Regions from separate parts of the Mus musculus genome. Here regions 2 and 3 are each linked to region 1. Evidence: chromatin loops called from intact Hi-C (ENCODE). Cell type or tissue: heart. All regions are shown on one strand.

Region 1 (8,000 bases):
TTACTGCTTTGAACAGACACAATGACCAAGGCAAGTCTTATAAAAAACAGCATTTAATTGGTGCTGGCTTACAGATTCAGAGGTTCAGTCCATTACCATCAAAGTGGGAGCATGGCAGTATCCAGGCAGGCATGGCACAGGAGAAACTGAGAGTTCTATGTCTTCATCCAAAGGCTGCTAGTGTAAGACTGACTTCCAGTCAACTAGGGTGAGGATCTTATACCCACACCCACAGTGACACACCCATTCCAACCAGGTCACACCTATTCCAACAAGGCCACACCTTCAGATGGTGCCACTCCCTGGTCCAAGGATATACAAACCGTCACACGGTCCTTCCCAGTCAACCTCCAACTCCATTCACATATTCACACACTGAATCAAGAGCCACTGTCCTGACATCTCCCTGTTGCAGGATTTAACAAGTCCTAGGGATTTGTCTAAGTTAGGGTTTTCGTTGCTGTGAACAGACACCAGGACCAAGGCAAGTCTTATAAAGGACAACATTTAATTGGGGCTGGCTTACAGGTTCAGTGGTCCCATCCATTATCATCAAGGTGGGAGCAGGCATGGTCCAGGCAGGCATGGTACAGGAGGAGCTGAGAGATCTACATCTTCATCTGAAGGCTGCTAGCAGAAGACTGGCTTCCAAGCAGCTAGGATGAGGGTCTTAAAGCCCACACCCTCAGTGACACACCTGCTCCAACAGGGTCACACCTTCTAATAGTGCCACTCCCTGGGCAGAGCATATACAATCACAGGATTCAAATAAACAAAGTCATACAGTATAAGCTTATTGTCTTTTTAAATCCCTATCTCTAATAGGGAGCCCATGTTCATATTCTCCCTGAACAGTCTCTAGAAGAGGGCAGGTGCACATCAAAAAAAAAAAAATAGTGCTGGTGTCTGAGCATACAGGATCAGTTGATCTGGCCTTGAGGATACAGGATCAGTTGCTCCAGCCTTGACGCTTCCTCATCTTGCTCTCCTTCACATGCACCCTTCCCCTCTTCTCTGGATATCATTGCTTCCCATACCTAGAAGCCTGGCATCATAGATAGTTGGTAACAACACCTTCTGCTTCTTTCTCCAGCAGCCAGAGCCAAAGAAACAGAAAAGACCACATACTTTTCAGTGTGCAAAGAGAGAAAGCCCCAGTGACTGGCTTGGGGTGAATCCATCTTCCATCAGGAATATCCTACAAGCCTTTCACAAGCCCTCTGTCTCCAGGTATGAGCCCTTCTGAATAGCTCAGGCTAGACTTGAGCTCTATAGCCCAGCCTGTCTTCAAAGCTACTATCTTCATGCCTCAGCCTCCTGAGTTCTGGGCTACACAGTCCAAGTCTAGACTGGGCCACCTATTGAGATCCACTGTCCTTGGTGGAGTTCTGATGCTTAGTCGAAACACCATGACCGAAAAGCAAGTTGGGGAGGAAAGGGTTTATTTAGCTTACACTTCCACTCTGTAGTCCATCATTGAAGGAAGTCCAGACAGGAACTCAAATGAGACAGAAACCTGGAGGCAAGAGCTGACGCAGAGGCCATGGAGGGACGCTGCTTACTGGCTTGCTCAGTTTGCTTTCTTACAGATCCCAGAATCACAGCCCAGGGATGGCCCCACCCACAAATGGCTGAGCCCTCACTATCAATCACTGCTTAAGAAAATGCCTTACAGGTTTTCCTATCTGATGGAGGACTTTTGTTAACTGAGGTCCCCTCCTCTCAGATGACTTTAGCTTGTCTCAAGTTTATGTAAAACTATGCAGCACATATGAGTGTTCTGCCTCACCGGGCATGGTGGTGCACGCCTTTAATCCCAGCACTCGGGAGGCAGAGGCAGGTGGATTTCTGAATTGGAGGCCAACCTGGTCTACAGAGTGAGTTCCAGGACAGCCAGGGCTACACAGAGAAACCCTGCCTCGAAAAACCAAAAACCGAAAAAAAAAAAAAAAAAAAAAAAAAAAAGAGTGCCCAGGGCCTCAAGAGGAGGAAAAAAGACAGAGTCAGACACCTTGAAACTGGAGTTGAAGTCACTCCGTGAATGCTGGGAATTAAACCCCAGTCCTTTGAAAGAGCAGTGAGCGCTCTTAACCACTGAGCCATCTCTCCAGCCACTCTGAGAGTTACCAGGCTGGTTTTTAGAAGCATCTCCCCCATCCCCAAAACTGAAGAAGAGCCCTGCCGCTGCCCTGGGATGCCTTCTTCTAGTCTGAGGAGATTCTGATTCTTGACAATGCTTTGAGAGAGTTTGTGAACGAAAGTGTTTTGTTACAGCCGGGTGTGGGTCCAGCACTTGGGAGGCAGAGGCAGGCAGATTTCTGAATTCGAGGCCAGCCTGGTCTACAGAGTGAGTTCCAAGACAGCCAGGGCTACACAGAGAAACCCTGTCTCGAAAAAGAAAACAAAACTAAACTAAAAAAAGAAAAAAGAAAAAAAAGAAAGAAAGTTTTTTGTTTATTTTTCAGCTTTCATTTTTTTTCTTTTTTTTTTTTTAAAGATTTATTTATTGATTATATGTAAGTACACTGTAGCTGTCTTCAGACACTCCAGAAGAGGGTGCTAGATCTCGTTACAGATGGTTGTGAGCCACCATGTGGTTGCTGGGATTTGAACTCTAGACCTTTGGAAGAGCAGTCGGGTGCTCTTACCTGCTGAGCCATCTCACCAGCCCTCATTTTTTTTTCTTAATCAAATAACTCAACAATGTCATGACTAACTCCACTGATAGAAATGAGAGAGAGAGAGGGAGAGGGAGAGAGAGAGAGAGAGAGAGAGAGAGAGAGAGGCCAAGCTGTGGAAACAGATAAGGAAATGACAGGAGGAGAGAAGAGAAAGGACCAGAGAGACATCTTACGGCTTGACATGATCAAAGGACAGAAACACATCTATAAAAAGGAGAAACTGGACCCCGAGCTTCAATCAACCTTCTAGAGCAAAACCAGATCCTGAGCCATCCCTCCTCCATTGGAGGAGGGCTGCTTCAGCACCGCCGCCACCGTGGCCGGCCCAGAGCACTTCTCTGTTATTGTTAGTCGTCGTCTGTCCCCCCCCCCGACCCCCCCCCCCCGGCTGTGTCTATCGTTGTTGGGTTTTAGTGCTTCCTAAGTGTGGATTCAGATTTTTAACAGCTGCTTCCTTGATCTCTAAAAAGTGAAGACATTTTTGGCTGAACAGTTTGACTGATTCAAGCTGCAGAATTCCAAACGGCCAGCAGGGGTCAATCAACTAACGTGATATTTTCCCCCCTAACTTTTAAAAAAAAAAAAAAGTTCCATGGAATCTAGGTGGCAGCAATGGAAGTCCTCCTTCACCTGCGCTTGCTTCACGGGCTGTTCAGAGATGTTCTAACATAGTCTTTCTTTCCTTCCATTCATCTTTCCTTTCTTTCTTCCGTCTTTTTTTTTTTTTTTTTTTTTTTGCCATGCTGGGATCAAACTAAGGGCCTGCCTCCTACCTATATGCCAGGCAAACACTCTACTTCCAAGACTACAGCCCATTCCATCACTCACTTTTTACCGCCTGTCTCTTCCCTCCCTTCCAGCCCAGCACCCATTGAATTATCAAAGGCTCCTTGAACACTTCTCATCTATAAGATGCTATGTTTGATGTTTGGGGTATGGAGACAAAAAGGGGACCAGTGATTTCTTCTCTGCTCTAGAGAACTGTCTCCTGTTTGGCCGCAAGGCTAGATGGCTAGAGTAAAGCATTGGTAACATGGCTACGATCCCAACTCTTGGCTTGAAGAAGACGCAACTGACCAGAGCTGAGTGGTCCAGGCTGCTGGCGCTGTTGAGCTCCTTTGGGTCATTTAGGGACGTGGCTCCTTCCCATCATGTTGCATCACAGTTCCTAGGATGTTGTTCTTGGCTGAGTGGTCAAAGCTGGGTCATGACCACCTTATATTTGGTCCAGAAAAAGGGGAAGAGAAAAAGCAGACAGCAAACTGTTTCCCCTTAAGCAATAAGCATGGATGTCACGCTTATCTCTTCTATCCATAAACTAGGGTGGGGACCTAGTCATATGTTTGGCCTTGGCCACAAGGAAGTCTGGGAAATGTAGTCATTTGTTAGGTTGTGATATGCCTAAGGTGTTATTAGTAGTAGGGAATAGCTAGTATCTTATCAGGAACCTCTCCTTCCCTCCCCACTTTCTCTGACTCACAAAGAAAACAAAAAAACAAAAAAATCTTCATATCTTTTTTTTTAAAGATTTATCTATTTATTATATGAAGGTGCACTGTTGCTGTCTTCAGACACCCCAGAAGAGGGCACCAGATCCCATTACAGATGGTTGTGAGCCACCATATGGTTGCTGGGATTTGAACTCAGGACCTCTGGAAGAGCAGTCAGTGCTCTTAACCGCTGAGCCATCCCTCCAGCCCCTTTCATATCTTTTGATACTGCTACCAATTGTAACTTCACCGTCACCATTTAGAAACCGTCGTTCATAGGAACTGGTGGCGAATAGAATATCCTTCAGGGGCTGGTGAGATGGCTCAGTGGGTAAGGGCACCCGACTGCTCTTCCGAAGGTCCGAAGTTCAAATCCCAGCAACCACATGGTGGCTCACAACCACCCGTAATGAGATCTGATGCCCTCTTCAGGTGTATCTGAAGACAACTACAGTGTACTTACATATAATAAATAAATAAATCTTTAAAAAAAAAATTAAAAAAAAAAAAAAAAAAAAAAGAATATCCTTCAGAAGTTTACTGTGAACACCACTTTACTCCCAAGATGCATGCTGCTACCGCCCCTCCAAGGGTAACAAGTCTCACCATGACAACTAAGATGATTAATTCCCAGTAAAATGAGACCCGGACTAGAGATTACTTTCTGTGCATGAGAATGTGACATTTGAGTTGACTCTTTGAAGCATGATTAGAAGCCAGTCAGGTGGAAAAGGAGGAAGAACATTCCAGAGTGCGAACAATCTGTGCAGAGCCCTGTAGCCATGGAGGGTCAACTGCATGCATTATGCAGGGTGAGTCTGGATAGGGAGGCAAGCAGGAAATGGAAGAAAATAAGACTATGCCAGATCTACATTCCAAACTGGAGAATTAGATTTTGCCTTGCTGGGCAAACGCTTTGGCCTATTTCCCCTCGGTGTGTGTGTGTGTGTGTGTGTGTGTGTGTGTGTGTGTGTGTGTGTGTTTTCTTGTTTGTGTTCTCTCTCTCTCTCTCTCTCTCTCTCTCTCTCTCTCTCTCTCTCTCTCTCTCTCTCTCTCTCCTTGTCTGTTCAAGTACACTCACCCATGAGTGTGCTTTTGCAAACCAGAGATCAAGTGTCTTTATTGTTCTCCTCCCGACCTTTTGAGTTAGTCTCCCTCTAAACCTGGAGCTTACCTCTCAGATTAGTAAACTTTGAGGAACCGGCTGTCTATACCAGTGCCTTTCAACCTGCTGGTCATGACTCCCTGGGGTCAGATATCAGATATTTACATTTCAATTCATAGCAATAGCAAATTACAGTTATGAAGTAGCGACGTAATAATGTTATGGTTGGAGGTCACCACAGCATGAGGAACTGTATGAAAGGGCCGCAGCATTAGGAAGGCCGAGAACCACTAGCTATACTCTCCTGACACTAGGGTTACAAATTCTGGCTTTGCTCTCATATGGACCATGCTGCGACTCAAATTCAGGTCCTCGTGCTTGTGTGGCGATCTGTTTACTACCCGGCCATCTTCCCTGGTCCCCATCTTTCCAGTCTCAAGCCTCTCTGTCACTTTAGGGTTAGCTTGTGTGTCTGGCTCTGATGAGTGGCTCCCAATTTTCTGGCATCGCTGAGGATGGCCCAGGAAAGCCTCGAGAGATCAAATTCCCCTCAGGAATTCGCGAGTGGAACTGTTACTCACCTGAACCGCCACGGGCAGCTTAGAAAGCTAATTTGGTCAGGAGTAGTTTTTGTTTTTTTTAAACGACCACAGGCTGAGGCAGGTGTGCAGAGGGAACCGGAATGAGCCAGAAAGGCCTCTTTGGAGTCCATCCCGGTCTCCAGTTCCAGGATGCAGTTCCTTCCCGAGGCTGAGGCACATTTTCCACTTCAAGAGTCCTCCTTATCATCCTCTGTAGCTTCAGCTCCCAGAGCCGGTCATGCCCTGAAAAAAAGTTGAAAATGTTAATTGGAACATTCCAAAAACAATTTACAAATTTTAAACAGCCCACGGGGGAGGATCATGGCTCGGGAGATCACGTGCTTCCTGTGTAGGCAGTGGATCTGGGTTCAGATCCCCCTATACAAAAAAACAGGTGTGGGAAGGGCTGGAGAGACTGCTCGGTGGTTACGAGTACAGACAGCTCTTGCAGGGGACTTTGCTTCCAGCACTCACGTAGAGCGGACTTACAACCAACTGCAACTCCACTTCCAGATGTGACACCCTCAGGCACGCACGTTGGCTACATACATACATGCAGGCAAAACACTCATATAAAACAAGAAATGAATAAATCTCTAAAAAAAAAAGAAAAAAAGAAAAAAAAAGTGGGCTGGAGAGATGGCTCAGTGGTTAAGAACACTGCCTGCTCTTCCAGAGGTCCTGAGTTCAAATCCCAGCAACCACATGGTGGCTCACAACCATCTGTAATGGGATCTGCTGCCCTCTTCTGGTGTGTCTGGAGACAGCTACAGTGTACTTATATATAATAAATAAAATCTTTAAAAAGAAAATGAGAAGTAGGAAGGAAGCAAGAAAAAATATGGTGTGATGGCACACTCCTGTAATCCCAGCACTGGTGGGGTGGAGAGAGGCAAGTCCCTGGAGTCTTCTGGCCAGTCAGTTTAGCTAATTGATGACTTCATCAAAAAGACCTCAAAAAAACAAGTCAGAGGGGCTGGAGAGATGGCTCAGCGGTTAAGAGCACCGATTGCTCTTCCAGAGGTCCTGAGTTTAATTCCCAGCAACCACATGGTGGCTCACAACTATCTGGAATGTCTGAAGACAGCTACAGTGTTCTCATATACATAAAATAAATAAATCTTTAAAAAAAAAAAAAAAGCCGGGTGGTGGTGGCACACGCCTTTAATCCCAGCACTTGGGAGAAAGAGGCAGGTGGATTTCTGAGTTCGAGGCCAGCCTGGTCTACAAAGTGAGTTCCAGGACAGCCAGGGCTACACAGAGAAACCCTGTCTCAAAAAAACCAAAAAACAACAACAACAAAAACATGGCAGAAAGTGATAGAGGAAGATACTTGGTTTGGACTTCAGGCCTCTCTTCAAGCTTGCATACAGACATACTTACACACATGAATACACCGTATACTAAGCTACCACCCACAGAGTAACGATGAGTATACATATTACTATATTTATCCTATTTTACTTTTAATTCACTTTTAGGTTCGAATCTGAGTTGACAGGTTTCACCGGAACATTCTCATTATCCTTTGTCCCTGTTCCCCTCCCCACACACTGCCCCTCCAGTGCTCCCTCTTCCCCGTGCTCCCTCTTCCCTTCCTTCTGCCTGGTCCACGTTTTCCTTCCAATGTTCTCATTTCCCATTTCCCTTAGGACATCTTCCTCCTTTCCCACCATACCCTTTCCAGCTTCATAATCCACAAATATACATATCTAAAGACACATGTTCACAATATGTATTTTTAACTTAAGAGATGGTGCCACATGCCTAGAACTCTAGCACTCGGGATGCTGAGGCAGGAGGATGGTCTGTTTGAAGGCAATGGATAGCCGAGGCTGTACCTTTAGACCTTGTCTCAAAAGCATAGGCAGACACAATAGGATTCTCTGAGAACACAGAGGAAAGATTGAGCCAAGCAAATGCAAGACCAAGCAAGGCTCCAGGTAAGCGACTTGAACTCTTGAACTTCGCAAAACCAAGAGCCCTGTCACATCAGAGGTCTAGGCCCCCCGGGGTGTATCACTGGGAGTAAGAATGAGAGGGAGGAGCCAGGCAGTGGTGGTGCGTGTCTTTAATCCCAGCTTTTGGGAGGCAGAGGCAGGCGGATTTCTGAGTTTGAGACTAGACTGGTCTACAGAGTGAG
Region 2 (8,000 bases), 840 kb after region 1:
AATCTATGGTTCCAGATTTCTTTCCTAGGGTTTCTATCTCCAGTGTTGCCTCACTTTGAGTTTTCTTTATTGTTTCTACTTCCCTTTTTAGGTCTAGTATGGTTTTGTTCATTTCCATCACCTGTTTGTATGTTTTTTCCTCTTTTTCTGTAAGGACTTCTACCTGTTTGATTGTGTTTTCCTGTTTTTCTTTAAGGACTTGTAACTCTTTAGCAGTGTTCTCCTGTATTTCTTTAAGTGATTTATTAAAGTCCTTCTTGATGTCCTCTACCATCATCATGAGATATGCTTTTAAATCTAGGTCTAGGTTTTCGGGTGTGTTGGGGTGCCCTGGACTGGGCGAAGTGGGAGTGCTGGGTTCTGATGATGGTGAGTAGTCTTGGTTCCTGTTAGTAGGATTCCTACGTTTACCTTTCACCATCTGGTAATCTCTGGAGTTAGTAGTTATAGTTGACTCTGTTTAGAGATTGTTCTTCTGGTGATTCTGTTACCGTCTCTCAGCAGACCTGGGAGACAGATTCTCTCCTCTGAGTTTCAGTGCTCAGAGCACTCTCTGCTGGCAAGCTCTCTTACAGGGAAGGTGCGCAGATATCTTGTTTTTGGACCTCCTCCTGGTCGAAGAAGAAGGCCCAAAACAGGGCCTCTCTCAGAAGCTGTGTTGCTTTGGCAGTTCCCAGAAGCTGTCAGCTTCTGTGGTGCAGACTCTCACCTGTGCAGACTAAAATCCTAAGTTCCAGGGAGTCCTGGAACCAAGATGGTGACCGCTGCTCCTGAGGCTGAGGCCGTCTCCCGAGCCAGGCGGACACCTGTCCTCTGGTCCGGATGGTGGCCGGTTGTCTGCGGCCCGCCCAGGCTGCTGCCTCAGCGGCTCTGTGCTTCTGCCCGTCCCAGAAGCTGTCCGGTTCTCTGGCGCACCCTCTAACCTGTTCAGACTAATTTCCTAAGTTCTGCTGAGTCCCGGAACCAAGATGGCGACCGCTGCTGCTGAGGCTGAGGCCGTCTCCCAAGCCAGGCGGACACCTGTCCTCTGGTCCGGATGGTGGCCGGTTGTCTGAGGCCCGCCCAGGCTGCTGCCTCAGCGGCTCTGTGCTTCCGCCCGTCCCAGAAGCTGTCCGGTTCTCTCTCCTTGGGACTCTTAACTGGTATCTTTGGTATTTTCCAACAAAGCCCTCCCCACTTCCTTGAGTTGTGGTTTCTTCCTTTACCCCCTTACTCAGCTACTCGGGGCGCCAGAGTCCTCTACCCCTACGTGGTGTATGACCGTGGGCCCGAGAGCACTCTTGAATAAAAGTCCTCTTGCAGTTTGCAGCAAGACCGTTTCTTGTGTGATTTGGGGTGTCGCCACTCCTGAGTCAGAACGTGGGGGAGTCCTCACGTTGTGGGTCTTTCATTTTGTCCACAGCTGTGTCTCTGCTACCTAGAAAAGAGGAGTACCAGGCAGGAAAGCAGGCAGTGTGCACTGAATGAGTAGGAGGATCCACAGGTGACTCTGATGAGCCTTAGCTTACAGGGCACCCCCTGAGTGAACCATGCGGGAATCGATGCAAAAAGCAAGATGAATTCATTGTTCCAGTGCACTGGGGCCCTCTCAGACCAGTGGAGAGGCGGAGACCCCACGCAACTCGAATGAGCTTTTTATACAGTTTTCAGGGCAGCAGCACAATGTGATTGGTAGAACAGTGTGACTTTTTAAACTGCTTGGTCTTTAGGGGATGAGGTGGCAAGGACTTCCCTTGTCTGAAGGTGGGTAAAGATCCGTCCTGTGGAATGTGTGGAATGTGTTGGTACCACACACACACCCACCCCGCCCTGTCCCCGCTGTGGTCTGAGAAATGTTAATTAGCCTCTCCCTCCCAGAGGGGCAAGTGTTCCATGACCGTCCCAAAGTTCCCAAGGTGATGGTTTCATCAGGATCTAGCCTAAGCTGTTTCGGCTGGGGAGGCGTATGGATCCTTCGTCATCTCTACAATTCTATCTAGATGGGTCGGTTACATCTGGCTTAAAATTGCATGGACCACAAAGCTTCCCTTTATAACTCTAGCCGTCAGCAACACATACTATAAAGTTCATACGTAGCTCTGCTACATATTAGCTAGGTGATTGGGTAGATCCCTTAGAAACCCCAAGCCTCATTTAAATACTTTTTTTTTTTTTTTTTTTTTTTTTTTTGGTTTTCGAGACAAGGTTTCTCTGTATAGCCCTGGCTGTCCTGGAACTCTGTAGACCAGGCTGGCCTCGAACTCAGAAATCCACCTGCCTCTGCCTCCCAAGTGCTGGGATTAAAGGCGTGAGTTTAAATACATTTTAATGTAATGTCTAGCTGGAGCTAGCTTACCGGGAGTCCTTATAGTTAGCATTCAGTCTAAGCTCTGCCCTACAGTTACCTGGCAACAGCCAAGTATGCCTGACTTACTATATAAAAAGGGCTGCTTGCCCCCTATGCTCTCTCTTGTTCTCGCCTCTCTCTCTTTCTCCTCTCTTGCTCTTGCCTTTCTGCTCCTGCTCTCTCCTTTCATCCCTCCAGCACCCCCCACCCCAACGTGCTCATGGCTGGCCTCCACTCCTCTACTTCTCTACTCTTTCTCTCTGCCTTTCTCTGCCTCTACTACCCTCTTGGCTCTCCTCCCCATGCCCTGAATAAACTCTATTCTATATTGTACTATGTGGCTAGTATAGGCACATCCCTCAGGGGGAAGGGATGTCTCAGCATAGACCGAGCTATCCCCTTTCCCCATACTCAACGACACCTCCATAAAACATATTTCTCCCCTCTCTTTATCTTTTTATAAACACATCAGTTACAATGTGTATAGATAGTTTAACAATTGATTTGGGCACAGTACTTGAGAGGTGGATTGAAAAGGATCAAGAGTGGTGTGTAGTGACCAGACTGCAGTGGGAGCCTGCCTGTCTCAAACAGATAAGCAAACTGTCCCTAGTCTAGTTGTTTTCTCCCTTGTAACTGTAGAAGCATCTACCAGAAAGCATCTACAGTCAGCAGCTGGGTGTCCAGAGTAAGGCCCATGTCACAGACACTGCTTTCCAGGTCCTGCTCCTCTCTTGTACTTAGCCAGAGAAATCTGTGTCCCCAGCCTGAAGAAGACTGTTGTTGCAAGGCAGCTTTATTGAGAACCTACTACGCACCAAGCATAGTTCTGGAAGCCACGGACACAGTAGTGACCAAAGAAAAAGCAATGTGGTTCCCCTTAGAGTAAGGAGAAGATGTGGGGGTGGGTAGTTCACATTGAGTATGGGGAGACCCTGTTGAGTTGTGAGAATTAATTGACAGCGTGTGATGTGAGTCCAGCCTTGAGCATGATAGTCCACCATAAGCCTCTTTTATTAAACTCACTGTATAAAAGAGGAAACAAGCTTAAGAGCAGTTGATGAATAGAATGCGCTTTTGAATAATAAGCAGTAGCCATTCTCATTCTCCCTATGGGAAAGCTGCAGGAGAAAACAGAACGTTGTCTAATGGCTTGATGTAAAGGGGGCAGCTAGACGACTTTGACATTTAGGGGCACTCAGCTAGATCTCTTCCTGTACCAACATAATGCTTTTTGTTTAACAAACAAACAAAATTACAGAGGGGTGGACATCGCAGAAGGAGTTATCAAAATAATTAGAACAACAGGCTGTTTTCTGTGAAATAATCTGGTTTGTGGAGTGGATACCCATTAAATCTCAGCCTGAAGTATAAATTACATTTAATCCTTCCAAGGCTCATCACTAGCTGATTATGGGTTGGGATATTTAAACTAAGACAGTGTTGGACACTGAGCAAGATACATCTTTCACTGGGGCTCTGCAAGCCTTAGAGAGGAGAAGGGCTTAAAAAGCCCCCCAAGCTCCCTTCATTCTGGCTGGGGTAACATTATTTTTATTGAGTCATTTTAGTTTTATATTATTTTAAGCGTCCTTTAAAGACATGTGAGCCCATGCTCCCTCACGTTTGCTTTGGCTTATTTCCACACTGGCAAAACGAGCTAGCAATTTACCACACTGTTTCAAGACTACCATCTGCTGGTTGAAATTGGCAATTTCAGGCAATATGGTTTGTAGGAAAAGCAGGATTATCTTAGGCTTAATTTACTTTGGGTTGATTGACTAATCAATGGAATCACTTATCTAGTACAAAACTTAAAGTCGAGAGGGAACGATTTCTGTAATGGGCAACGAGGACTCAAAATGTTTAAGCTTATAACCTGACTTTAGGCAGTTCAACAGACACCCACTAAAGAACAAACGGGACAACTAGCACAAAGAAAGCAGACCCGTGTCCAGTACTTGTGGTGGGTCATTTGGATATGGATAGAGAAACATGGAAGTCTTCAAAATCTTGACTGATTAGGCATAAATGAAAAAAATATAGACACCAAATAACAGTGTTCAGGACTCCTGGCAAGAGTGCTAAACTCATCTGCGCAGGAACTTGGCCAGCTTCTCAAAGATGAGGTCTCTCCCATCTGAGAAGGTAAGGACTAGCCAGATGTAAAATAGAAAAGACATTTCAGGTGGAGGGAACAGCCAGCCGGCACACAGAATGGTGTCTGGAGTGACAAGATGTTCCATTTCTCCAGAGGGTAAAGCGCAAGGTGGGCTGTGCCTTGTTGGAAACCAGCAAGCAACCCGCCAGGACAGGAGACTGCCTGGCCTGGAATGGGTTGACATGGGACACAGAGTTGGATGTAGAGATAGTTTTAAACACTGATAGTCTCTGGCCTTTAAACTTTAACTATGCTAAATGCTGAAGTCGCTGGCTTCTAAAAAATCCTAATAACTTTCTCGCTTATTCTGAGGCTGACTTGGACGATTAACAGCTGTAGTGTAACGGAGGTGGGGGGTGGGGGGCAGGGGATTAAGTAAAAGATTAATTGCTAAGGGCTTTATTCTCTCTTGATCAGAAGCCTGGCCTCCCACTTGTCAGGCTGGGAGGGAGGTTTGGAGCAATAAACTTGTATTGAACCAGGAGAAGAGAGTCACTCTCAGAAGGAAAGACTTTTATACAAGCAAATATGCATAAACTCATGTACATTTATATATGAATTCATGCACACACACACTCATACAGCTTCATGCATTCCAGTTAGGTCTAGCTACTGACTTATCTCATAATTACATACTAACACACACACACACATCCAGACTTACATATGCATATGAAACAAAAGACCAACTGCCAGGGCAGAAAGAACTCACTCATTCTGGATGAAAAAAATGAGCTCCAATCTTTATTGCATAGAGAAAGAAAAAGCTTCTACCCTTTTATTGCTAAATAATAAACCCAAGTCTTTGATGAAAAAAGCTTTGTTCTCTTTAGTAAGACTCAACCTGTCTTGCTATTAAGAAAAGACCTGCCGGGTGTGGTGGTGCACGCCTTTAATCCCAGCACTTGGGAGGCAGAGGCAGGTGGATTTCTGAGTTCGAGGCCAGTCTGGTCTACAGAGTGAGTTCCAGGACAGCCAGGGCTATACAGAGAAACCCTGTCTCGAAAAACCAAAAAGAAAGAAAGAAAGAAAGAGAGAGAGGGGGAGGGAGGGAGGGAGGGAGGGAGGGAGGGAGGGAGGGAGGAAGGAAGGAAGGAAGGAAGGAAGGAAGGAAGGAAGGAAAGACCTGTTCCATCCCATGTTAAGAAGCGTGCCTGCTCCTTCTGCTCTCTCTGTGGCTTCTTTTTTGTCCCTCTTTCTGCATTCCGTGTATTGCTCTCTCCTTCTGCCCTTATCTTAATGTCTTCTTTATTTTCGAGGGAAAGTGAAAGGTGGAAAATCTATCAGACTCTATGCTCTCTAAATTTCCAAGTTGCTTTCTTAATTTCTAAGCTACTCTACTCCGCTGCCCTTCTTGCTCTCTCCTCAGTCTTGCTCTCCTCCTGCTCTGATAGAATGTCATGCAATGTAATAATTTCTAGTTTTTTGTGCTTTCTCTAGGGGAATAGAAATGTGTTTTCCAAGCATATTTTCCCCCATAAAATCAAATCATAAATTGAAAAGAAGTTTACCACAGTGGTGTTTACATGTATTTCCATTAAGAATACTTAGCTGGCTAAACATTAAGTTTTTATCACTAGGTCCACAGGTTTGAGGAGAATTAAATATCATTATTTTCATATCTAAGTTGACACTGAAGTTTTGCATAGATAAACCTAGTCAATATTTTATCTTCTGTCCTTGCACCTACAATAAATCATTCTTTTCTTGTCATGATCGTTGGTCAATTGTTTTACAAACTCTTGGAATGTGTTTTAAGTTGTAAAGCCTTCTTTCTATCTCAGAAGCAATTAACTCTTGACACTTGAAGACTGGCAGAGTTCTAATTGCATTTTTCATATCAGAAATGGCTTTAATAACAGTCCTATTATAAAGGGATTAATAATTACTAGTATAATTCTGGGAGTTCTTATAGAATCATCATTAAGAATTAAGAAATCGCTCTCTCTCCCTCTCTTCTCTTTCTGCTGTCACCTTCTCTCTCTGTCTCTGTCTCTGTCTCTGTCTCTGTCTCTGTCTGTCTCTCTCTCTCTCCCAATAAAACCTCTTCCACATGGAAAAATAAAAGAATTAAGAAATCATCTATCTATACATCATCACTACAAGACAGTCCAGCTTTGTTGATCTGCAGAAGTCTGCTCAAAGGGGAGGGCGAATACCCAAGTATTATGTAATATTAATTTTACAAGGATAGGAAAGGCATATCAACTGCAAGAAGCAGTCCTGGGAATTAAATCTCCTTGGGACCTTACCTCCTAGAGCTCACCCATGGTAGATCATGCAAAAGAAGTGGGCCACCTCCAGGAAGGTCCCCTGCTAGCATATCCTAGATGGTTCCCGACACCACCAGAGTTGCTGGGTCCTGAGACTGGTTCCAGCCACTCATTGGCCCGTTTTCTTTTCCCTTCACTGTTTTGATGCTTTCTTTTAGTCACTGGAAGCCCTATGTTGTGTCCCTGTAAAGTCTCTGGCATTTGAATCCCTGGTCCCCAGTTGGTGACTGGGAGGCCTAGGAGATGTGGTCTTGATGGAGGACGTGTGTCACTGGGGCCATACTTTCAAGTTTCAAAAGACTTATGCTATTTTGAATGTTTTCTTTATTCTGGTTTCTGGTCCAAGATGTGAACTCCCAGCTGCCTACTGTCTCTGCTCCCATGTCATGGGATATTATCCTTTTGGAACCTGAAGCCCCCCAAAAGCCCTTCATTCTATAAGTTATGTTTATGTCAGTAATGGTGTTTTATCACAGCCACAGAAAAGTAACTACTATGTCCTTTTTGCCCAGACTTTAGGTCTACTAGCTACCTGTCTCTCTTTGTCCTTTAAGCCATGGTTTGGGTTTGGTGAGATTGCTTACATTGCCTGTGGCCAAACTTAACAACCTGAGTTCAATTCCTGGGATCCACTTGGAGGAAGAAGAGATTTGACTTCAGTAGGTTATCCTCTCACCACACATAAATATGGTATGCATGCTTTTCTCATCCCCTCTAATAATAGAATGGAAAAACAAAAAAATTAAAGAAAAGTTTAACAAGGAAAATTGTATCATCTTTTTATAAGTGATGGTTACTGTATTAAAAGCCCCTGATGGAAAGCTTAAAATGGAGAAATATTTATTTTTGTCTTGTAGTTTCAGAGGGTTTTAGCCCACAGTCTTTATTTCTGCTGCTGTGATAAAATACCCTGACAAAAGGAACTTAGAGGAGAAAGAATTCATTTTTTTTCACAGTTCCAGATTATAGTCTATCATAGGAGGGGAGTCAAGTTGGCAGGAACCTTAAAACTGTCACATTACACCCCACAATTGAAAGCAGTGAATACATGCAGCCTACTTGATGGCTTGCTTACTTTCATTCAACTTGATTTCTCCACTTTTACACAGTTTAGGATGCCCTTCCTAGGGAGTGGTGCTGCCCACAGTGGGCTGAGTCGTCCCACAAATTAAGTCATGGCATTTGTAGTTAAATACTAAACAAATTAAGTCATAGTCAAGAAAAATGTGTATGTGCTCTC
Region 3 (8,000 bases), 270 kb after region 1:
TGCCCTGTGACTGCGCCACCCTGCAGTGTGCTGCCTCTTACACGATTCCCCTCCCCCACAGCCACACCAGCACACACCCACCTGTAGAAAGCCAATCCTGGCAGGAGGCACCAGGCCACTAGGACATCCCAGAGACCAGCATGGTGCTTTTGATTCCACACAGAACCAGGACCCTTTTGTGGCCTTCTGTCACATAAGCTGCAGAAGAGGAGGCCCTGTGGGCCCTGGCGCCGCCTTCCACGCGCTCCTTCTGTTTCCTGGCTCAGGTCATGTCTGCCACCTTAGAAGGATTGAGTAGAGCTGTGATCCGAGCCCAGGAACTCTGCTCCTGGCTAAGGAAGCCCTCTCTCTGTCCTTGTGACCTTGTCACTGTCACAGCGCTGGGATGTCGCCTGTGATCCCAACCTTCAGGACCTAAAAGTAGGAAGGTCACTCACTAGTCAAGATCACGAGTCTCCCAAACAGGAAAGCAACCGTAATTTTGTTGTTTGGTTTTGGAGACAGGGTCTCACTCTGTGGTCCAGGCCATTCTCATTTATGATCCTTTTGTTGTTGTAGAGGCCTCCTGAATGTGGGGGTCACAGGCAGGCCACCACCCAAAGCTCACAAAAGGGATTTTTTTTATTAATTATTACTTTTTGTGTGTCTGTGATTGTGTGTTTGGGCGCCTGTACTGTGCTGCACACCGAGAGGTCAGAGGGCAGCTTTGTGAGCTCCAGGGCTTGAACTTGGGTTTTCTGGCCTTCCCCCCCCCTCCCCCCCAAGCTCTCTGTTTGCTGAACCACTTAGCTAGCCCCATCTGTAGACAGGATTCTTTTTTTAATGACAGCTGCTACCCGAACTGTTAAACCTGGTATCGTAGGCACGTGTCCTCCATCCTCCTGCCCCTGCGTTTCTTTCTGTATAAGCAGAAGAACGAACATCTGTCACGTAACGTTAATTTGAGGGGAAGAGTACCACTGTGTGTGGCATTCGGGACTCACTAAAGAGCCTCTCCGCACCTTGCCTTTGCCAGAGCGGGGCCTCTAGTTACTAGAGGCTCCCAGTTACCACGGTGAATGGGAGGAATGTGTAGAACGGGAACATTGGAGCAGCACCTGGTGAGTGGGTCCTTTGGGCTGCACCTGTTGGGGCCAGGGGTGACAGAAAGAGCAGAAGGAGTGGGCGCATCGCCCCGAGCTTTGCCGTGAGGGCAGAGAGGCACCAGATGGTCCATGGTAGGTTCTAGTTGCCTCTTGAGGCTCAGGCTCCCAGGTACCCACTATGTGACTTTCGGGGTTCCACTGTGAGTTCTAGTTCAGCTTCCCTATGCCAGGGATGCAAGGAAACTTTGTGATTACCCAACACCAAGCTTCCTAAGAGGGGACCTTGAACTTTTCTCTTTGAGGAAAACAAGTTTTGACAGAGCAAAAGGAAAATTGACTCCAAATGGCATCATGTTTTATTCAGAGCGTGCATGCCAGGGTGGAAGGCCAGGACCCAGTGACAGGATGGGAAAGTGGGGCACCCCAACTTTAATCTTCATACATTGTGCACGAGCTCTGCCCGCTTGACTAAGCTCAGCGCCCAGGGACCTCTAATGGCCCTTGCTAGCAAACATAGTTAAAAATTAACAAGCTGACAAGATTAAATACGGATGGTAAGCTGCCACTGTGGACCGAATCTGACGCAGAGTGTTACATGCTTGGGTGCTCTCGACCAGAGTGGCGTCCCAGCGAACTGGGAGACACTGGAGCACATTCCACACACCTGCCTGGACACAGGACCCTAACTTGTGTTCAGAACAGCCTGGTGGAAGAGCTGAGACTTGAGAGAGGGATTGGTCTTTGAGGAGGGGGCTCATGATTCTAGGACCTTGACTGTGAGGTTCACAGGCCAGCGACTGACACACAGTCATCCTGGCTAGCCATCCTTGAAGAAGCAGCCTTCTCCAGCTGAGACTGTTTGGTATTTTGAGATCGTGTTTGCCATGGCTTCAAGGCTGGCCTCAGACTCACAGCAATCCTCCTGCTTTAGCTAGGATTATACATATCATCCTATAGCCAAGAAGTTCTCACTTGGTCCTTCTCCAGCTGCTGGGATGAATAGGATGATGGACTGATGCCTTGGACCAATTCATACAAATCGCAGGAATGGAGCTCAGGGTATCAGTCAGGGGGTGGGCTTGCTTTGGGCTCTGTTCCATGGCCACTAGACCAGGAAGATTGGATGCCACACTGGATTCAATCTCATCACCACTGACCGGGCCCCAAGCTGGCTTTTCTCAGCTCCATGGGTATAGCTGGCAGAGAATCAAAAGATTGTGCGGTCAGATGACCTTGGGATGCCCAGGGAATCAGTGGAACAAGTCCCTCCATGTCACAGCAAACCCTGTTACACACTGCTTTGTGTTTGTCAACCCCAGGACACGGTGTGTTGCTCTCAAACTGTCTGGGTTGGAGAGCCTTTCCAGCCGGGTCTTTTTCCAGTCACACTTTTGAAGATCTAAGTCAAGAGTGGGTACCTCATATCTGGATTAGTGCGTGCCAGCAGCCCAGAGGGCACTTTGAAATGCAAGTGAGATGGGTCAGCAGGTGAAAGTGCTTGCCACTAGGCAAGCCAACTGGGCCAGGCTGTCCTCCTTCCTAACACACATAGAAATAAATCCATGAACAAATAAACGGGGTCTCTTGGTTTGAAATGACTTGGACCATAGCCATGGAATGACTGCATTTCTTAAAGGCCAAGGTAAGCCCAATGGCCCAGGGACAGCAGAGGAAAAAGCCACCAAAGGGTATCAGCTAACTGTACTGATCGCCCTGCCCTGCCTTCCTCATCACTCTTGGAATCTAAAGAGGACAGTGGTACTGGTCACTAGAGAGGGGACCATCAAGGCCAGTGACTGTTAGCCCTGCCCTGTGTTGCTCAGTGTACACGAGGTGCCAGGGATGGTGCACTGAGTGGGAGTTCCACCCTGGAGACAGTCAGGCCTTTTTGTCCTTGGCCTCGTCATCAGAAACATATATTCTGTGCGGTGCTTAGGTGTCGTGTTCAACTCTGCATCTTTCCCAAGTATTCACTATCGACTCCAGCGTGATTCTTTTCTCCTCCTGATTATTCATGGCCCAGGTATCTGCTCTTCCTGTCTGGTCTGTCACCACGTGGGATAGTGTGGAGCCTGACAAAGTTGCCTTTCTGTGAGAAGTGTTTGAGTGTGAGTCCGTACAGTGTGGCTGCAGGCAGTGAACTGAGTCACTGTGCTGTTCTGTTTCAGGCCTCTAGGCTTCTTGGTCTGCTACACTTGACACTGTCTCTGTCTGGCGCACACTAAGTCAGGGTTTGTGTTAGTTAAATATTTTGTTAGAAGTTCTCATTGGGGGCCTCAAAGCCCTGGGATTATATATAGGCATGTGAGTAGTGTGTGAGTAGTGTGTGAGTAGTGTGTGTGTGTGTGTGTGTGTGTGTGTGTGTGTGTGTGTGTGTGTGTGTGTGTGTGTGTGTTTTCCTGCACGTTTCTGTTGATAGTGCAGAAATCGCCAGGGTTACCCCAGCTCTTCCATGGCTTCAATGTGTGCACTTAACTGTTCTGAAGAGCTGAGCTTGAGCAAGTCTGGAGTAGCCTGTGGCCCCTGCAGTCAGTGATAATGAGGAGTCTAGCAGCCTCCAGGACATGGACAGGAGTGACCTGGGGCCAAAAGCTACAGCCGAACAAACAGCCCAAAATGCAGTAAAGGTGAAGCTGTTGCGGTTAGCACCAAACAGCTTGTTCTTCTGGGCCAGCTGCCCATACTCCTGGCTACGCCCCTCGCACTCGGTCCCTCACTGGGTGCAAGAACAGGAAGCTGCTCTGTTTGGCCTGGCATGCGCTGCCCCCTGCAGGAAGGCGGGTGCCTCGCGTGTCTGAAATTCAGCAAGAGCCAGGCTGTCTTGGCCGGCAGATGTGGGAGTCCATCTTTTCTCCATCAGCGACTGCATGATTGAGGGTGCTTGAGTGTGTGAGTGTGTGCGTGTGCGTGTGCGTGTGTGTGTGCGTACGTGTGCGTACATGCATGCACACACTCGCTCACAAAGGGTGGTGGGGAGTACTGAAGTGAGAGGCAGCCTGGGAGGCTAGGGTGGCAGACAGCAAGGACCCCTCTTTTTCTTAGTCACCTTCACCAGTTCCAAACCCATGCCATCTACCCTGCAGCTCACTGTCCTCCCTGCCAGCCCCTCCCTGTGACCCTCTTGGTGAACACTATGCCACGTTGGCCGCAGGGCCTTACATCCCCACCCCACACCCAGGCCGCACAACTGCCACCACTGCTCCACACTGACACAGTGCACATGGACCATTTCGGGTTTAGGTTCCCAGCATCCCTGGCCTGAGGGCTCTGGCCCCGAGGCTGCCCTTTCCCAGCTGTCTCAGGAAGGCAGCCCCAGCTCTGCTCTCTGCTTAGTGAGCAAACGGACTGAGACGAACAGCCATGACCAAGGGTAGGTACGTGCTGCTTCTGTCTTCCACCTTCCTGCTCCTGGTCTCTAGCCTTCCTAACCCACGTCTTTCCACATTGTCCCCTCTTGTCTGTCTGTCTGTCTGTCTGTCTGTCTGTCTGTGGGTCCGTTTGCTCTACAGACACTCAAGTGTGGGTGTTTAGTCTGTCTGTAAGGATGTTTCTGATCTCTTACCCCGTCCTGCCTGGTGGGAAAGATGCCTGCCTGGCTTCCAGGATCTTTGGGGGCTCCGATGGCTCCCAGCAATATAGCTTTACCCTCACAGTATTTGAGGAAATAACATCTGACACAGTCCCTGAGGAAGCGTAGTGTAGAAGATGGCCTAAGGGATGTCTGAGGTAGATGCTGATGTACCAGAAGCTGACACCTTATCCTTAGGGGTTGGTTTGGTTTCTTTGGGGCCACAGTTGGCCCCTCCTGTTCTGCACTGGCAGCTAGGGGACATGGCTGCTATTGTGGGGTCCTTGAGTCAGAAGGAAAACACGAGGAGCTCTTGGGGACCAGGGCAAGAATTAGTTTCTCCCTAGGACCCAATTCCTTGGCTTCTCAGCCTTTAGAGCTCGGCAAGATCTAGCAGAGCCTGGTTCTGCCTTCTGAGCTGGACTCTGGGACGGCTTGTTTCCCACCCTTGTGAAAGAGAGAAAGCGGCCAGTTTCCATCAACCCCACAGTGCACGAGTCTTCAGAGGGTTGTCTGTGAGTTGCCTCTGGCCCAGGTGTCCCTCCACCACAGCCAGAGTGGCTCCGTCTTCAACTTGATGTTTCAGGAGCCTGAGTAAACCTGTCTCCTGTTGAGGTCTCTCCCCTCTTTGCTGTCCTTTATGTCTTCCTTGTCCCCAGAAGCACTTTTCTGTGTTGCTCATTGCACTCCATGGGAGGCCACCCCTCTTACTTAACAATGGGAGAGGAGCTAGCCTGGTAAGCCCAGCTCTCTGGAAGCAGAGACAGGGAACAGGAGTTCAAGAGTAATTCATGGTGAGTTAGAGGCTAGCCTAGGCTAAGGAAGACAGACCTTATCTCAAAAAAAAAAAAAAAAAAAAAAGAATGGTGGGTGGGGACATGGGTAAACATGCCTCCTTCTGCCCAACGGGTTATAGACAAAACTGGCATTGTCAGCGGATGGGTGGTAAGGGTGACACATATGTGCCCTTCTATTGTTCAGATTTTGTGTAGTGTAAGATCCCAGAGCGTCCTTCCGGGTGGAAAGAGTGTCCCTCAGTCTGGCTGTGTTAGGTTGGTTAGAAGAGGCAACACTACTGTTGACCTTTGTCCAGCTCTGTCACAGGCTACGGGTGCCTCTTGGGGCCTGGTGAACACAGCATGCCAGAAAGCTGACCCTTTTCCTGAGAGAACAGGCTCTCAGAGAAGGTTCAGTTCCATTCAGGCGGGTCATGAAGTACCCTTCCCTTTGTTTACATTTTGTTTAACTAAGTCTCCCAGCTTGGGAAGAAGTATAGAGAGGAGCTTTGAAAAAGAAGTGGTAGTTGACAGAACCCTAATACTGGCTGAAGTGGGCTGCCCTGTGAATGTGTCTGGTCTTCATAAGGCATGTTAGACATTCAGGATGCTGCTGTGGGACTTTTCTACCCCTGGGCAGGAAATGCCACCCTGGCCAGTGTGAATTGACCCGTCTTGGAGAAGCAACAGGGTCTGAAGTCCCAGAATGAGGTGGGGCCCCTGCCTCACGGCCTCTCCTGTCTTTTCAGATGCGCTGGATCCCTCCCTCCGAGGCCACTTCCCAGGGCTGGAAGTCCCGGCAGTTCTGCTGAGGCTGTGTAAGTACCCTAGGGCATGGACGGTCAGCGCACCTAGCCCATTCTTGGCGGATATCTGTAATCCGCAGCTTCCTCCATCCGAGAAGAACTGGGGCATGTCTCCTGAGCATCCACCTGCTGTGGGACCATGAGGAGCAGGCCCAGCACGGGCCAGCAGCAGTGCTGGGGTCTACGGACCAGGCATCAGGGAATTCAGTCACTCAGTTGTGCTTCACCTGCTCTTAGCATTGACAGAAACCCATCCCGATCCCATCACCCGTCCTGGCTCTATATCAGGACACGTCACACCCGAAGGCAAAGGCGCTGGCGCCAAGGCCTGCTTTAAGACTGTAAGACCCAAAAAAGTAGCTTTTCAGTATTTTTAGGTTTGTTCCTTACGTGTATGATGTTCTTGTTTCGTTTTGGTTTTACCTACATGAGTGCACATGCACTACATGCAGTCAGTAAAAGCCCAAAAGAGAGTGTTGATCCCTGTAGTGTAGAGCTGTAGGTGTTGTGAGCCACCATGTCGGTTCCGGGAACCAAACTCTGGTCCTATACAAGAGCAGCAAGTGTCCTTACCCAGTGAGCCATCTCTCCAGCCCTCACTTAAAAAAGAATGTTTTTTTTCCATTTCCATTTATTGAATTTGAATTTTTCTAAACATATTTCTGATCACAGTTTCCATCCCCAACTCCTCCTACCTCCCCACCCTCCCAATAGAAAACAAACAGAAAAACTAGAATTAAAAAAAGAAAAAGGAAAAAAAAACCCACAAGAAACATGGACACATACACAAAACATATCCTGTATAAAAAAAGAAACTATAGTTAATATACAAGCAAAGGACTAGTAAGATGAAAATGCCCAGACAAAGCAGTAGGAGGCAAGAAAAGTCAACAGAAATACCACTGAGTTTGTTTTATGCTGGCCAAATGCTGGTCATGGGGCCTGCCCTTAAGTGTGGTAAAAACAATGTCCTAAAAGGGCATCTTTGTGCCAAGTTAGGCCTAACTTCAATTCAGACAACAGTCAGATGGATTGTTTCTTGTAAAGTCAGAGTGTCCACAAAACCCCAGCTGCCTTCTGTAGTTGAGCATCTTGACTGAATTTCTGATTAAGCATGAAGCACCATACTTCTGGCTGTATGTAATTTGATGGGGATTCTGACTAAAATGAAGTGTCGCCATCCTGGGCAGCTTCTTGCTCTTTATGAAGCAGGAAGGGAGAGGAGCAGCTGGCAAGGGGGCGGGGGGCAAGCTTGGGTCCTGGTGGGTACTCATGCTCTCCTGGCAGGGGTGCTGGCCCATGTGCTGATGCTGACAGTCACAGGCTCTCAGAGCCCTTCTGTGTAGGCTACATATAACTGTTGTTCCCTTCTCCTGCCACAGAGCCAGAGTCTCAGTCCTTTGGTAGGTCTTTGACAGGGCCTTAAGCGGCCCCCATGTGTTATGAACAAGCCCTAAGGTACTCTACATATTTGTAAGCACTCTTGGAGAAAGGAAATAGGAATGGTGGAGGTGGGCTAGCCTTGCCTTCCTGAGGAGAGAGAAGAGCCCTGCAACTTACTTCCCTCAGGCCCCTTTGGCCTGAAGACCGAGGTGGCAATGGCTCAACTTACAGCATCAATGCTCAGTGTTGACTACACTTGCGGAGTCCTCACCTTGGAGGAAGGCCAGTGTTTGCCAGCATGCTCCTGACCTGTGGCAGGGAGCTGCCACTCAGCAGGAGTACATGTAGTGTACTCAGTGTGGCCAGAGAGCCACCCGGCTTC

What was found. Hi-C counts contacts between places; a loop is a spot of excess contacts. Peaks named below come from ENCODE experiments on the same cell type or tissue, not always from the same donor. Only the 100,000 strongest peaks of a DNase experiment are listed, where the experiment ranks them.
Region 2: it touches region 1 in a loop (11-fold over the local background); 2 of 42 quality-filtered maps call a loop at or near these places.
Region 3: it touches region 1 in a loop (4-fold over the local background); 9 of 42 quality-filtered maps call a loop at or near these places.

Annotation. Positions count from the first base shown.
Region 1 is chr8:34,061,364-34,069,363 of GRCm38, reverse strand. It overlaps Gm40487 (a long non-coding RNA gene), which reads right to left. Exons shown (of 3, transcript XR_870314.2): 2 at 5,858-6,100; 3 at 4,793-4,989. Among named protein-coding and RNA genes, the nearest start is that of Gm40486, 9.5 kb to the right of the region's middle. In heart, CTCF peaks have their summits at 3,213 (motif pointing right) and 4,262 (motif pointing right); DNase peaks (open chromatin) are centred at 3,253, 3,823 and 5,963; H3K4me3 peaks cover 398 bases; H3K27ac peaks cover 2,244 bases.
Region 2 is chr8:33,216,655-33,224,654 of GRCm38, reverse strand. No RefSeq gene overlaps it. Among named protein-coding and RNA genes, the nearest start is that of Gm33281, 71 kb to the right of the region's middle. In heart, a CTCF peak has its summit at 4,025 (motif pointing left); no DNase peak of the experiment used is centred here.
Region 3 is chr8:33,793,329-33,801,328 of GRCm38, reverse strand. Rbpms (RNA binding protein gene with multiple splicing) reads left to right here. Exons shown (of 8, transcript NM_001042674.2): 7 at 6,179-6,247. The coding sequence ends at 6,241. Among named protein-coding and RNA genes, the nearest start is that of Smim18, 50 kb to the right of the region's middle. In heart, a CTCF peak has its summit at 3,857 (motif pointing left); DNase peaks (open chromatin) are centred at 160, 1,119, 2,518, 3,838 and 1 weaker place; H3K27ac peaks cover 3,716 bases.